Regions from separate parts of the Homo sapiens genome. Here region 1 is linked to region 2. The links are chromatin loops, found by intact Hi-C in ENCODE. Cell type or tissue: PC-3. All regions are shown on one strand.

Region 1 (8,000 bases), 320 kb after region 2:
AACTAGGACACAATGGGGAGAAGTGTTTCATGAAGAAAAATGTGGACTAATTCATATGAGAATTATTTTAAAGGCATACTTGGAACTCTTGCTTGATTAAGTTTAAGAAATAGTAACATTGCCAAGGGCTGGCACAAGAAGAAGGAAGCAGACACTCTCCTACACAGCAGTGGCAATTTAAGCTGTGTCCAAATTTCTAGAAGGCAATTTGGCAAGATATATCAAAAGCTGTAATAACAGATGTCCCCATTGACCACAACTGCCACTTTTCTTGGAATTTATCTTAAGAAAATGAATGAAGGATGTAATAAAATTTTGCACAACATTGATTACTCTGTTGTTTAAAATTAGAGAAAATTAGAAACAATGAAAATGCCTAACAATAAAGAATTGCTTAAATCGCAGGGCCCTCCCTCTCCCACCCTCACTCCCTTCAGTCTATTCTCAGTGCAGTGGCCAGTGTTATCCAATTAACAAGCAATGACCTGATGGTCACATCACTCGTGTGCTCCAAAGCCTCCAATGGTTCCCCTCACTCAGGGTCAAAGCCAAATCTTTACCATGATCTAGCACCACATTTTGCATAGTATAGAGTTGCTATTTAAGTGGCTCTTCCCTACAAGGGTATGTGATCCAGGTAACCTGTGGTCTTCACCTTAGACACAGAAGAGTCTAGAATTTTAAGTAGCTCCCTCTGAAAGTATATTCCAGATGATATTAGCCCTGAGAGACACATAAATGTTTAGTATTTTCTACAAAATTCTGAGTAGATTTGAGATATTGAACAGAACGCTGTTTTTCCCTATGAAGTGACTATTGAGTTCTGTATCACTATCAAGTGACTATCATCCATCATCTAGACTACTGCAAAGCTGCCTACTCCATTTCCTGGCCAGCCATTCCCTGTCCTCTCCAATCTATTCACCACAGTGCATTGAAAGTAATCTCTTTTTTAAAAAGCGGTCATAATTTCCTCATGCTTAAAACCTATCAAAGCCTTCCCATTTCTCTACATATCAAGATCTAATTTACTGATGGTCAAGGTTCTAGAACATTGCTATGTAATGGAAATATATTGGGAGCCATGTATGTAATTTTAAATTTCATAGTAGCCATTTTTTATTTTAAAAAATAGAATTAATTTTAATACTGTATTTTATTTTAGTCAATATTTTCAAAATAGTATCATCTTAATATGTAATAATTCAAAAATTATTGATGAGATGCTTTACATTCAGTTTTTCATAGCAAGTCTTTAAAATCTGGTGTGCGTTTTACCCTTACAGCACAACTCAAATTGGACTAGCCACCTTTGACATGCTCCATAATCCATCATGTCATGTGGTTAGCAGCCACCATACTGGATAGTGCAATTCTACAAGGTCAGGACCATGCCTACCTCTTTAGCCTTCTAATAAGATTCATGCTATAGGTATATCTAACCACCAGGTTCTCCAAGTTGCCATTCTCTCTTTCCCAGTCCTTTATTCATGTTGAGTTTTTATACAACAAATAATTTGAAAGAAGAAAAATAAGCAAATTTTTAAATAGGCAAAAGATTTGAAAAAACATTTTACCAAAAATATATACAAATAGCTAATAAGCAGATGAAAAGATACTCAACAACATTAGGCATTAGGAAAATGCAAGTCAAAACCAAAATAAAATAGCATTTCACAACCACTAGAATAGTTATAATTTAAAAGACAAACAGTAACAAGTATAGATGAGGATGTGAAGAAACTGGAAATCCTCATACATTGCTACCAAGATTGTAAAATAGTACACTTATTTTGGAAAACAGTCTTGTAGTTTCTCAAAATGTCAGAGAGTCACCATATGACCCAACAATTCCACTCCTAAGTATCTACCTAAGGGAAATGAATGAAGATGTATGTTTATAGAAGACATATGTCTCTACAAGACTTGTAGAAGCAATCAAAATGTTCATCGATAAATAAACTGTGGTATATTCATACAACACAGTACCATTCAGCAATAAAAAGGGACAAAGCACTGATACATGCTACAACTTGGATGAATCTCAGAAACATTATGCTAGTAAAAGAAGCCAAACACAAAAGACCACTGGATGTTAGGTCAGTGGCCTGGACCCAGCTCCACTAATCACTACCTGTGTTACATTGGCCAGCTACTACACCATTCTAAGATACAACTTCTGCTTCTGCAAAAGTCAGTTTAATAACAAGTGCCGTTTCAAACTTAAACAGCCTTGCACATCAAGAGAGGCAGCATATAAGAACAAGCCTTAAATGGCTTTTCTCAAAAATATAGAGAATAACAAGTGTTGGTGAGGATATAGAGAAAGAGGATGCCTTTACATTGTTGGTGGAAATGTAAATTAGTATAGCCATCATGGAAAATGGTATGGAGGTTCCTCAAAAAACTAAAACTAGAACTACCATATGATCCAGTAATCCCACTTCTGGGTATATTGCCAAAAGAATTGAAATCAATATGTCAAACGGATATCTGCACTCCCATGTTTATTGCAGCACTGTCCACAATAGCCAAGATATGGAATCAACCTAAGTATCCATCAACAGACGAATGGATAATTACAATGTGGTATATATACACAATGGAATATTATTCAGCCATGAAAAGAAGGAAATTCTGTCATTTGCAACAACATGGATGAACTTGGAGGACATTATGCTAAGTGAAATAAGCCAGTGCAGAAAAATAAATACCATGTGATCTCATTTATATGTGGAATCCTAAAAAGTTAAACTCACGGAAGTAGAAAGTAGAATGATGGTTACCAGGGACCAGTGGTAGAGGAAAAGAGAGAATGGGGAGCTGTTGGTCAAAGGGTACAAAATTTCAGATAGACAGAAGGACTAAGTTTTGAGATCTATTGCACAGCAGGGTGACTATAGTCAATAATAATGTATATTTCAAAGTAAGAGTAAATTTCAAATGTCACACAACAAAAAATGATAAGTGAGGTGATGGATATGTTAATTCATCTTGATTATCTTGATTTAATTATCCCATATTGTATACATACATCAAAACATCACATTATACCCTATAAATATGTACAATTATGATTTATTAAAAATAATATGAATAAAAATAAAATAAGAACATACTCCTTAGTTAGAAATGCTCCATGGGTCCAGAGTTGCTAATCATTGCCTTCCTTTCTGGTTTTCCTTTGCACTTTGCTCCAATGTTTAATTTAGTCCATTGGGATCTGCAAATTATATCCCAGATGCTATAGGACAAGGAACTACTTGATCTCTTTCAATCCAACTGGAGAAATGTACACTGAGCAAAGTCTATATAAAGGGCTTCACTCGGCTAAGCACTTGATACCTTTATTCCCTGAGTATCTTGAATGACCTTTCTCCAAAGCTGATCATAGTAGCTTGATTTAAAATAAAATGTGTTATTTCTAAAGTTGGCACAAAATCTAAGGGATGACATTTGTTCTCTTCTTTATAGTTTTCCTGTATTTTTTTCAGCTTTTCACAAAGAACATGTATTACTATTATATGTAGTGGAAGGTGTTATTCAAAAAGAAAACACTTTAATGCTGATTCCATTTTAGACCAAACATATATTGCTAGTACTTTCAAAACACTTACTAAATCATAGACCCTATCATAAGAAATGTGTACCTATTAATCCCCTCAACAACTCCATGAGGTAGGTTCTATCATTATCCCTTTTCGAGAAAATAGAGACACAAAGATTAAGGAACCTACACAGAGTCACACAGCTAGTAAGTGATGGAGCTGGGATTTAAGTTCAAGCGCTTTGGTTTTCAAGTTCATGCTTTTAACTAGTATTCCAGGAGTGAAAAACGAACGTGACTGCTATTACTGTCTCGTATGGCTCTAAGGGTCCAATTACACAAGCAGCCTGCCTTGGGAGCAAATTATTGGTCTCTTAGGCTGTGGAGTCCTGAAGGCAAGAACTATGTCTCATCCATCTGTGTTTTCATTAGCTTTTGCTGCGTAACAGTCCACCCTAAGCTTAGTGACCTAAAAACTACAGCCAACTACGTGACTCGCAATTCTGTGGGTTGGCAATTTGGGCTGGGCCTTTCTTTTGCTGGTCTTCTGCTATACTGAGTTAAGCCGTGCCAGTTGGCTGCTGGTCAACTAGGTGTCTCAGCTTCTGGAAGTTGGCTGGCTGTCAGCTGAGGTAATAGGAGCCCCTGGGGTCACGGATCTCTCATCATTCAGCAGGCTAGCTTGGGCTTCCTCACACGACAGCAGCGGCAGGGTCCCAAGAGCCTCAAGAGTGGATATGCCCCAGTGAGCAAGAGCTTTCAGGTCTCTGCTTGCATCACATTTGCTATTGACCCATTGGCCAAAGCAAATCAAATGGCTATGCCCAGAGTCAATGTGGGAGGGGACTGCCCAAAGGCATGGATACAGACAGGTAAATAATTTGTGGCCATTTATGCAATCTACCAATATCCCCATAATCAAACACAGAACCTTATAAATAGTAGACATGAAATAAATACTTATTGAACTGAATGCTATCTCCCCTTCATGAAAAATCGAGATAAGACCAATAATCTCTTTCCTCTCTACACTAAGTACACCACATCAAGGAGACAGAAGAGGCTGGCTGACCCCTCCTCACAGAGGGTTACCTCACCCTGGGTGATGGAGCCCATCACTTGACAGTCACCTCATAACCATGGTCTTCTCAGCTCCTGGGGTGAGGGGTGCGTTCTTACTGGTGGCTGCTTCCCTAATGCTCTTAGGATGGCAGGACTTGCTCTTCTCAGTGGTTCCATCAAGCTCCCAAGGGGAGTCCCTTGGCCCCCTGCTTCTGCCAAGTCCTGCAGTGACACCTTTATGAAGCAGCTCAAATTAGCAGCCCTGCTCGCCCTCTAGTGGTTTCTTAAGGCTGTACAGCCCTTTGAAGAAAAGTGTTCGAGGCCTTCTACAACTGTACCAGAATAAATAATTGCGGGTGCTTTGGATCAGTGGTTTTCAACAGGGCGTGATATTTTCCTGCAGTGGACATTTGGCAGTGTCTGGAGACATTTTTGGATGTCACAGCTTAGGGGTGGAGGCTGGCATCTAGTGGGTAGAGGCCGGGGATGCTGCCAAACATCCTACATTGCACAGGACACTCCCATAACACAAAATTGTCCAGTCCAAAATGTCAATAGTGCCACAGTTGAAAGATCTTGCCTTATATTCAGAGTGAGCCCTCATTTGTTTTAAGGATGCACCCACAGGCCCACCCAAGGTTGTTCCATGGATGGATCACCCACTCTGGGAAGAGTCAATCTGTAGGAAACAACCCTAAAGTCTCAATGTGAAACTTAAATCTCAGGAACAATTCCTGGGGCATCCCATGATTCTCCAGGTTGGACAGACAAACTAAGCGCTAAACAGGAGCTTGGTTACAGGCAAGAACATCTTACTGTCTCTTTCCATTATCTATGCTCAATCCCATTGATTCAGAGAGCAATTTTCTCAGGAAAGAAAAGTGCTTTAAAGTTTTTATTGTAAGCCAACTAATAGCCCTAGGAAATAAAAATGTCTTCCAGTGGAGAATTGCACCGTGGGACTTCTGTGTGAACCATCAGAAACCTTTGATAAAATTTATATTAGTTGTGTAAACTAAAAAAAAAATTCTAAGCCCCCCAACCATCTGAAAGGACCCCTTCTCTCAGCCAAGGACATTCCAAAGAACCTGAAAAACTAGTTCAGGCAATGATGGGATGCCGGGGCTGGCGGGGTTGGGGGGCAGTGGGGGGCATAGTTGGACATGCCTCCTTATACCCGCCTTGCTTTGGAATTCAGGCACAACTGACCAGCATTCACATTACAATAGACATCTTAAGACTTTGTAGCAATAAGACACCGAATTCCAGCCTGACTCTATTATAGCATCACTTGACAGATAGCAGGCCCTGAAAGAAATTGAAGTATTTTACCCTAAAATATATTTTTTGACATATTTTGAAATGGCCCTGCAATGCTGTCTCTTGTGGGGAAAATCTACATTCTGGAAAGAATCCCTTTACTTTTCCAGGTCTTCGTCCTGATCCAGGAGAGAATTAACTAATAGTCTGGCACCTTTTTAAGTCTAATAAGAAATATTTACAATCTATTTTCTCTGAAGCCTGCTACCTAAAGGCTTCATCTGCATAATAAGAACCTTGGTCTCCACAACCCCTTATCTTAGCCCAGACACTCCCTCCCATAGATTCCAGGCCTTTAGAAGAAGTCTTTCAACCAATTGCCAATTGGAAAATCTTTGAATTCACCTCTGACCTAGAAGCCCCCACTTCCAGTTGTCCCACCTTTCCAGACCAAACCAATGTACACCTTACATGTACTGATTGATATCTTATGTCTCCCTAAAATGTATAAAACCAAGCTGTGGCCCAACCACCTTGGGCACATGTTCTCAGGACCTCCTGAGGCTGTGTCATGAGTACGTCCTTAACCTTCTCAAAATAAACTTCTTTTTTTTTTTTGAGACGGAGTCTCGCTCTGTCTCCCAGGCTGCAGTGCAATGGCGCGATCTCAGCTCACTGCAACCTCTGCCTCCCAGGTTCAAGTGATTCCCCTGTTTCACCCTCCCTAGTAGCTGGGATTAAGGCGTGTGCCATCACACCCGGCTAATTTTTTGTATTTTAGTAGAGACGGGGTTTCACCATGTTGCCCAGGTTGGTCTCAAACTCCTGAGGTCAAGCAATCCACCCACCTCAGCCTCCCAAAGTGCTAGGATTACAGGCGTGAGCCACCGCACCCGGCCCTCAAAATAAACTTCTACATTGATTGAGACTTGTCTCAGTTCCTTTTTGGTTTACAGTTGCAAGGAATAAATGACAGGCATCCGGTTTTAACAAAATAACACTTGTTCCATGCAGGAAGAGAATTTCTTAATGTCAGAGAAAGAACACCAAGAGCCGAGGGAAGGAAAGCTACACAGACACTGATTGCTGTGGCAAGTCCATGTAAAAAGCAACAGGAAATGAAAGCTTTCACTCTAAGCTTTTAGCAATGTTAATTAGAGGAGAGTGGCTGACATTTCCCTAGAATGGAACATAAACTAAAATTTACCTAGGAATTTTACTTCTGAAATTTTCTCAGAAGAATTCAACAGTAAAGGTGCTTCTTATTAGCTCTGGACTTTATTCCTTATCTACTATTTTCTTATACTCCCTTATGCTAGTAGCTAGGAAAATCCTCCTCACTCATTACTTCAAGATCCTCATTCAAGAATGAGGCAGGGAGGACAAGCAGGAAATGAAGCGTTCGTGGCTCCTGCTGCTCTTTGCTTTCTCCTCTTCTTACCAGATCCTGAGGCTTCCAAACACCCTGCTCTCCCTCTCCTCTCTTCTTCCTCCTGTTTTCTTCACTTCACCCTTGCTGGACCCCAGAACCCCTGAATGGCAGAAACCCCAGGCATGGCGTGGAGATATGGTCAGCCTTGGGGTTAAAGGTACATCGCTCCCTCCACGCCCCCCAGGGTTTGCTGTGTGGCTCAGATAGGACTTGGGAAAAGGCCTTCCTGCTCTGATCATTCTCCCAATGCAAGGCCAGCTCTGGGATTTGGACCCATCCAAGGAAGAGCCAAGAGTCTGTCCCCAGCCTCTTGCCTTATGAACCCACCTCCTATGTTGGCCCTGTCCTCTAATATCCTCTACACTGGCTGCTACCTGTGACTGCCTAGACTTCTCCAAGGCTTTCCAGACCTTGCCCATAGTAAGCCATGGAGCAGCAGTCAAGTAGCACCCAGGCTCAGGCCTTAGGGGAAGAGTTTCTCAAGAAAAGTTCCCCATTGGGTTCCTGATTGGGATTCCATCACTACTGGTTATTATTCCAGAGGCATCTTACTTCAGAGAGACTTTAAGGAACAATGAGGCTGGGCTCTCTGTTTAGGTCAGGAGCCACCTCTGGCTGAACTTAATTTCCAGGATGTCACAATAAGGTCAGAATCCCTGTGTCAAGTGGTAGCTATGGAGTGGAAAGAACAAAGACAGC
Region 2 (8,000 bases):
ATTTTAATAATAGAGGAAGCTACGTGAGGGGCATACAGGAACTCTTTGTACCGTCTTTGTGACTTTTCCATAAACTGAAAGACATTTCAAAATCTAACATTTAAAGAGGAATCCATGCCAGCAACATGTTTTCTTTTCAGACATCTGTTATTAGAGATGGAAATAATATAGGAATGTATTTCAGGGAGTCTAGGACTGTGCTGATCGAACCCTCTCAGGGGAGAGGAAGAAAAGGCTAGAAACAGATGGCTGAGGGTAGAGAAACAGTACCACTCTCATTTGCCTTCCATGCTCCTGGTGGTGCTAATGCATCAAGTTGTCCTGGGGCATAGGCAAGGGGAAAATGTTCCTGTACTTTATGAATGGAGAATCCATAGCACAGAACAGTTCAGTAACAAATAATGTTCATTGAATTTATTTTACTTGTCCAAGTTCACTGAGCAGATGCAGAAATGAAATATAAACGGTCTAATTTCCAGGTATATGGTGGCTGAGCAAGAAAGTTCAGTTCATTTACAATATTTTAAAAATACATATTTTGATCCAGATAAGAAACTTTGGTGTTGCAGAATGACAAATGAATTTCAGTGTGCACAACCTTTCTAGATTTGACCATACTTTCCTTCCCTCACACCCTGTATGACCACTCCAGGTTTAACTCAGGTTTATAGCACTTGCCTTTTCTGGTCTTCCTCTTCTGTTTTCTTTTGTCTTTGGGGTGGTTTTCTTTTCTTCCTCTTCTCCATCCATTCTACTTACCAGGTGTTACCTGTGGGTGCATAACAAATTACCATAAAACAATGGGTTAAAACAACAAACATTTATTAACTCATGGTCTCTGTGGATCAGGAATTTAACAGTGGCTTGGCTGGGTGATTCTGGCTCAGGGTCTTTCATGAAGCTGCAGTCAGAGAGTCAGCTGGGGCTGCAGTTATGTGAAGGCTTGACTGGGGATGGATGATCCATTTCCAAAATGACTGACTCACATAGCTCTGGACAGGAGGTTTCAGTTCCTCCCCATGTGGATCTGTCCATAAGGTCACTTGAGTATCCTCATGACATGGCTGCTGATTTCCTTCAGAGCAAGTGATCCAAGGAGAGAGTGCAAAGAGGAAGCTGCAATGTCCCTTATCATCTAGTCTTGGAAGTTACACACTATTCCTGCTGTGTCATTCTATTTGTTAGAAGCAAGTCACTAAGTAAAGCTCACACTTAAGGGGTGGAGGTGGGGGTTAAATTAATCTACATCTCTTGAAGCAAAGAGTACTGAGAACTGGCGAATATATTTTAACCACCACACCAGGTGTTCTCCTAGCCTCAGATGTGTCTGAGAATTTCGTCTTCCTCTTTAGGCTTTCTCTTGGCATCTACATTTACTTCTGCAGTTTCATGTGACTCAAAATGAAACCCAATTCATTTTTTCCTTCCAGAAGACTCCTCTCATCTTTCTTCTAAGTTTTTAAGCCCCATAAAAAGTCACAGAATGTTGAGAAAAGAAAAGGGAACTTGAAACGATCCCAGCATTACAGGATCTGGATAGAGTCATCTGCCTCTTTTGTTCCTGCTGCAGTACTAAAATTTGACATCTCTGATTCTTCTCAAGCAAGAGTTGCTGCAGTCTTTTGAGCAGCTTCTCCGTGGTGCTGTCACAAATCTAATATTGAAATCACGCTTAGTCTTCACTGACTTTTACCACATAATCTTCTTCTCAAAGCCTAACTTCACTTGATTCTCTGTGATTCTTTTACTGTACATTTAAACTATTTGGCATTCAGGGTTCTAGTTCTCAACCAGTCCTCTTAATTATTTACTTCTATGCTTTCAGACTTCACCTCTCATTTTCCATTGGCTTTCTTACATTCCCTTGTTCATCTAGCAAACTCAATATGCCTGAAGCCAAATTCAGCCTTTCCCTCCAGAAGCTTCCCTTTTGACCTTGCTCATAGCCAGTGGGAAGAGGCTTTGTCTCCACACTCTGTGGTCCCATTGAATCTACCTGTTCTCCTAAATTCTATCAAGTCACTGTTGCCCACCTCATGTTAGAGCCCCACAGAAAATCCAGTCTTTTGGAAAGATGAAAAAGGTGACTCTATTGACTGAAATAGAAACAGAAGTGACAACCCTGTCCCAACACATAAGAAAAGATGCTGAGTCATACTCCAATTCTATTCAGAAATTGGACTCCCTGGGGACAGAGATTTTATATTACATTTGTTCCATGTCATGTTCACATGTCAGAGGCATCTCATGTTCACCAGTAAATAAAAAGCTAAGCAAATGTCTGAATACGTTTGGTGTTTGGTGTTCCGGCTCTGCCGGAAGGTGACACATAATGGTAGGGATGGAAAGAGTCATTATAGTTAATTAGTTGAAATGACATAGAAATTATGGAATTAGCTTTTTTTTTTTTTTTTTTTTTTTTGAGAGGGAGTCTTGCTCTGTCGCACAGGCTGGAGTGCAGTGGCACGATCTCGGCTCACTGCAAGCTCTGCCTCCTGGGTTCACGCCATTCTCCTGCCTCAGCCTCCCAAGTAGCTGGGACTACAGGTGCCCATCACCACGCTTGGTTAATTTTTTGTATTTTTAGTACAGACGGGGTTTCACTGTGTTAGCCAGGATGGTCTCGATCTCCTGACCTCATGATCCACCCGCCTCGGCCTCCCAAAGTGCTGGGATTACATGCGTGAGCCACCGCACCTGGCCCGAATTAGCTTTTTAAAGCATCCTTGATCCCCGAAAATATTAGATGTCAAACCTCAACGCACCTTTACTCCTAAAATACCATTAGAAGAATCTATAGTGCTGTGGAACACATAATGCTAACACCAGCTATGAGAAATCAATATCTATCAGCATCCCCTTAACTTACATTGGAAGAAACACTAACCACCCAATTAGATTTAAGTAGTGAGGCTGACTCAGCACACAGGGGTGTCTAAAGAAATAAAGGGAAACAACATCCAGAAGTTCTCTTTGTGAACCAAAAATATGCCTTTTAGACCAAACTTCTTAGCAAGAATACAAGATCCATCACAATCTCACCCAAACCTGCTTCTAGCTGCATTTCACGCTGTTCTTTTTCCACCCCTGTCTTCCAATCTGGGTGACCCTCTGGATTTATAGATGTCCCTCTGCTCAATGTCATGCTCTTTCCTTTATGCCTTGATCCTAGGCACATATGATTTTCTTCATTCAAAAGACCTTGTCAACACTTAACCTTTAAAGATATCGTCTTTTCTGGAGAAAAGGTAGTTGCTTCACTCCAGAGAGGGGTTGGGGTCTAAAGAGCTGTGAGAGTACACATCTTCATGCTATTTTTCTCAGCCTCTTGCTCAGTGCCTGGCAACTGGTAGATGTTTGATAAATTTTTTTCAAGTAAATAAAGGAGTTGCTAATTCACTCGTATGAGTGCTTGCCTATTGATCTGAGGTCAATCACTCTTCTGAACTCATTGGGCTTTTCCAAAGTAAGCCTTTCCCCCTCAATCTAATAATGATAATAATAATAAGTGCTAATATTAATTGAGCACTTACTATGTGCCAAATACTATGCAATCTTAACATGAATCATTTCATCTAACTTCATAAGTTCTCCTCACCCTGCAGATGAGGAACCTGAAGCTTAAGACACTAAGTAACTTGCCATAATTATAAATGAGGGAGCCAGGATTGAAGCAGAGCCTGTGTACTGTATCATTAAGCTATATTGCTGGCAACTAATCAACACCACTGGGCTCATGGCTATTGGCTGGTTACTGGTGCTACTGATCTCTGCCGAGAAGCTCTTCCACCTCTAGCCATGCAGCATCAGTCTCCCTCCTGCTGGCAGAGAGGGGCGCTGAGCCTTTCATATTTACATAGAAAGCATGGCAGCAGCCTCAGTGTTGGAACCTGCCACTGGAAATGTCCATAACAACACAGTTGGGGGCTTTCTTTGTGGGCCCTGGCATGGTAAGTGCAAGTTTTGTTATTCCTTATGGGTTCTGAAAAATGAGACTTCACCTGTTAGTGACTGGCTTCACGTCATGTACCTGGAGGAGCTGGCTTCACATACGTCATAAAGATGCACTCTAATAATGTATTTAGAAGTTGTTGGCTAAAGGTCTAAGCCTGATTCTAATAGCACTTCCTCAATTAAGCTTTTTCTAGCACTCCTTCAACGATAACTTACTTCTTTTACCACCCACTCAATTCCTCAGTATTGTATCTATCACGCTTTTATAGTTCTTTATTTTCCACACAGGGCTATAAAGAGGATATTTGCTATAAAACATGGCAAACATTCAATTAAAAATGCAAATAGCTGCATCAAAATGCCGATTCATAAAATTTTTAGATCAGATGAGAAAAGACCCATTTTTCTGGAAAAGACTATTGATCATTGAGAGTTAAGAATACAGCTGGTTCCCAATTTAATTTCTCCCTGGTAAACAGAATAGGAATGGCTTGGCAAATCTACAGGAAAGAACATGTGTGCATTGTGCTTCTGGCTTTTCCAGATGTCAGTTGCTGAAGGTTTAAGGTGTGAGTCTGTGCATGTGTTTCTGAGGATCAGTCCCTGTTCAAAGAGGCAGTGGGAAGACTGAGTGGGATAACTCACACATGGACACCCTGTGCATCAGTGTGCGTTTAATTCAAAGACAGACCTCATTTGATAGCAATATTGACATGTCATTCTAATGAATTAGAAAAAATGAGAAAATGGGATGTAAATCCCCATCTGGATTCATGGGGATAGTATCAGAAAGATTTTCAGTGCCTTTGCAGAATGCTAGCAACATTTATTAAATACCTACCCTAGGTGCTATGTGCTTACATGAGAAGCCAAAGGTATCTGTTAAGCTAGGTAGGAACTGCAGTCGGCTGGTTGCTTCTCATCTGGAGAAAGCAGGCAACTGGGCAGTGATTGAAGTGTCCAGCAGGGGGCTGGCATTCTCTGTCTATAAGTAACACTGGTTCCTCTTCAGAGCCTCAGCTCAGCGGAGCTGCCGTTTGCTGGTGAAGCCCGTGACGTGCAAAGCATCCTGCCTATAGGATTTGAGGATTTCTCAGTGCAGTTTTTTTCTACCCACTTTAAACCTCCAGATTCTAAATATCAGGAAAGACGCTGTGGGAAAATAGCAGGCCAAAAGTTCTTAGTAAACTGCAGCCAGGGAGACTCAGACTAGAATGGAGGTAGAAAGAACTGATGCAGAGTGGGTTTAATTCTAAGCCTTTTTGTGGCTAAGTTTTGTTGTTGTTAACTTATTGAATTTAGAGTTGTATTGCACTGGTCATGTGAAAGCCAGAGCAGCACCAGTGTCAAAATAGTGACAGAGAGTTTTGAATACCATAGTTAGTATATATGTACTCAGAGTATTTTTATTAAAGAAGGCAAAGAGCCCGGCATAGATCTTATCTTCATCTTCACTCGGTTGCAAAATCAATAGTTAAGAAATAGCATCTAAGGGAACTTTTAGGTGGGAAAAAAAATCTAGAGATGGCTCTAAATGACTGTTTCCTTCTGAACTTGGAGGTGGACCATTTCATGCACTGCAACATCTCCAGTCACAGTGCGGATCTCCCCGTGAACGATGACTGGTCCCACCCGGGGATCCTCTATGTCATCCCTGCAGTTTATGGGGTTATCATTCTGATAGGCCTCATTGGCAACATCACTTTGATCAAGATCTTCTGTACAGTCAAGTCCATGCGAAACGTTCCAAACCTGTTCATTTCCAGTCTGGCTTTGGGAGACCTGCTCCTCCTAATAACGTGTGCTCCAGTGGATGCCAGCAGGTACCTGGCTGACAGATGGCTATTTGGCAGGATTGGCTGCAAACTGATCCCCTTTATACAGCTTACCTCTGTTGGGGTGTCTGTCTTCACACTCACGGCGCTCTCGGCAGACAGGTAAGTACAGGCTGAAAGTTACATGCTCTCCAAGGGTGATAGACGCCTGGGTAAATGAACTACCATGTCGGGACAGGGAGCTGATTGCACAAGGGAAGTTTTACTCAAACACGGATTCCCTTCCAGGCAGGTTTTTATTCTGGGTATGACTTCTTGAGTGTAACATATTGGTTTAAGAAAGAAAAGTGAATGATGGGGACAGAAGGAGACAGATGAGAAAAAAAAAATCTCTAAGCAGAAAACTGAGGTGCCTTTTTCTGGAGACATATCTATTTAGCATTGCCTTTTCCTAACTTCTCCCTCCTTGCAAAATTAATTGACCAGTGAGAAAGACAATCACACCCAATAGAGTTTAAACCTCAGGCAAATGTTTTTTAGGAGCAATTGAAACCCCTCAGAGAACAGGAAAGTTCCACTGGATTTCTTCAAAACGTTCTTTCAGAAATAACCAAGAGGAGAAAATAAGCCTCATTTCTCTGAAATTCATTTTCCTCAGACAGTTTAACTTTTCTCACAGCTGATTTTGAATTTGACTCTCTGTGATAGAACAATTGTATGCCGGTTTTCCTAAGTCTCTCTTAAATGAAATCAAACATTATTTGAGTTTTTAAAATTTTCTGGAGAAAGCTCTATTCAAGGTTGATTTCTAATTTTAATATCTTTATTGACAATACTTCATATACCATGCTTTTGGGGCTTATTGTGGGGAGGAAGAGGGAGTTCACTACAGTTTTTTATTCTGGGAAATATACATATTTGCAAACTGCATTTCTTGTGTGAGCACATTGCATAAAAGTTTACGTTTATTCAGTCTTAAAACTATATATTCATTCTTTGAACATTTATCAAGTGTCTAGCATGTAAGAAACACTTACCTGAATTAGCAAGTCAAGAAATAGCTGCAGGTTGTTCACATAAATTACTGAACATACTTTATGTACTTCTGTGTTCTGGAAATTGGACATAGTAATGAATAGACTTTCAGACACAGCATAGACCATATGGTCAAACCCAGAAAAACTGCTGCAATGAACCTAGACTATAAATTTTTCACTTATAATCAACTGTATGTTATGTGTTAAAGATACAGAAGGATTTGAGAGTGTTCTGGAAAAGACATAGATGCTGCTCTTGAAAGTTTATACTCCGAAGAAAATGTCCCACATTTTAATACATGTGGTGCTGGATTCTCATTTTGTAGAGGAACAAACAGTCCTCAGGTGATCTGGCTTTGTTGAGTAATGGACAAATAAAGATAGTGTTATCAGTATTTATAGACATGTGTTTATGCTTAGCTACCTGAAGCACACTGCCCAGCACACGACATTTTCAAAGTCTGAAAAGTAATAGCACAGAAGTAAGGTTTGCACATTGTACCGACTGGACAGAGTTTCTCCATTCCCTCCATTCCCCTTCGGCTTGCACATCCTCCCCTGCACATCTGCCCACAGATACCAATGACCACAGACAGTTTCATGTATTGATTCAGGGCTGGCAAACTCTGGAGCTGGCAGAAGGGCTGTGGCTTGTTACCAATGGCCGAGGGCTCTTCAGGATGAGGGTAATTTTCTTAATGGGAAGGAGAGATTTTGGTTTCCGGGTTGGTGAGTGCAGTGGTACAGATGGTGTTTACTCTCTTCTTAGGGAGAAAAACAGAAAGGAAAGTGAGGGCATGAACTGTAAAGATGCAGCTGCAGGGAACTCTTCTCTGGAGTTTCAAAGCAGACCAAGTTCACCATCAACAGAAAGGGAAAGCTCTTTCAAAAGCCAGGTTGCACTCCTTCGCGGCTCCAGTGTGTTCCCAGTAAGTTTATAGTTACTGCCTGTCCTTGCCAAGTTCAGAAATTACTAGAAGCTCCCATATAGCTAACTTTTTGTGTTTTGCTAAGTCTTTAAAAAGCTGATGGATCACCTGAATCACAGGTAGTGCATCTAACCAATTCCAATAGAAAGAATAGGTATTGAGCTAAATGATTAAGACTGTACTTTTTTTCTATTCATCTCATTTTTGAAAACAATGGGATTCTTCTATCTTATATCTCTGAGGTTGGCAGGGCAAATATATATTCTATATTATTTTTTCTTCTCAACAAGGTGTAATCCATATAC

The links. A loop is a pair of places that touch in the nucleus more often than their neighbours do. Peaks named below come from ENCODE experiments on the same cell type or tissue, not always from the same donor. Only the 100,000 strongest peaks of a DNase experiment are listed, where the experiment ranks them.
Region 1: it touches region 2 in a loop (5-fold over the local background); 22 of 110 quality-filtered maps call a loop at or near these places.

What each region holds. Positions count from the first base shown.
Region 1 is chrX:16,440,489-16,448,488 of GRCh38, forward strand. The region is part of intron 1 of LOC124905249 (a long non-coding RNA gene); the gene reads right to left. Among named protein-coding and RNA genes, the nearest start is that of MIR548AM, 180 kb to the right of the region's middle. RefSeq lists enhancers at 4,789-4,988, 6,058-6,583, 6,584-7,109. In PC-3, a CTCF peak has its summit at 4,881 (motif pointing left); a DNase peak (open chromatin) is centred at 4,103; H3K27ac peaks cover 2,325 bases.
Region 2 is chrX:16,118,476-16,126,475 of GRCh38, forward strand. GRPR (gastrin releasing peptide receptor) reads left to right here and starts at 5,090. Exons shown (of 3, transcript NM_005314.3): 1 at 5,090-5,891. The coding sequence starts at 5,479. RefSeq lists enhancers at 1,334-1,473, 4,791-5,085. In PC-3, a CTCF peak has its summit at 4,900 (motif pointing right); a DNase peak (open chromatin) is centred at 4,976; H3K4me3 peaks cover 3,011 bases; H3K27ac peaks cover 1,316 bases.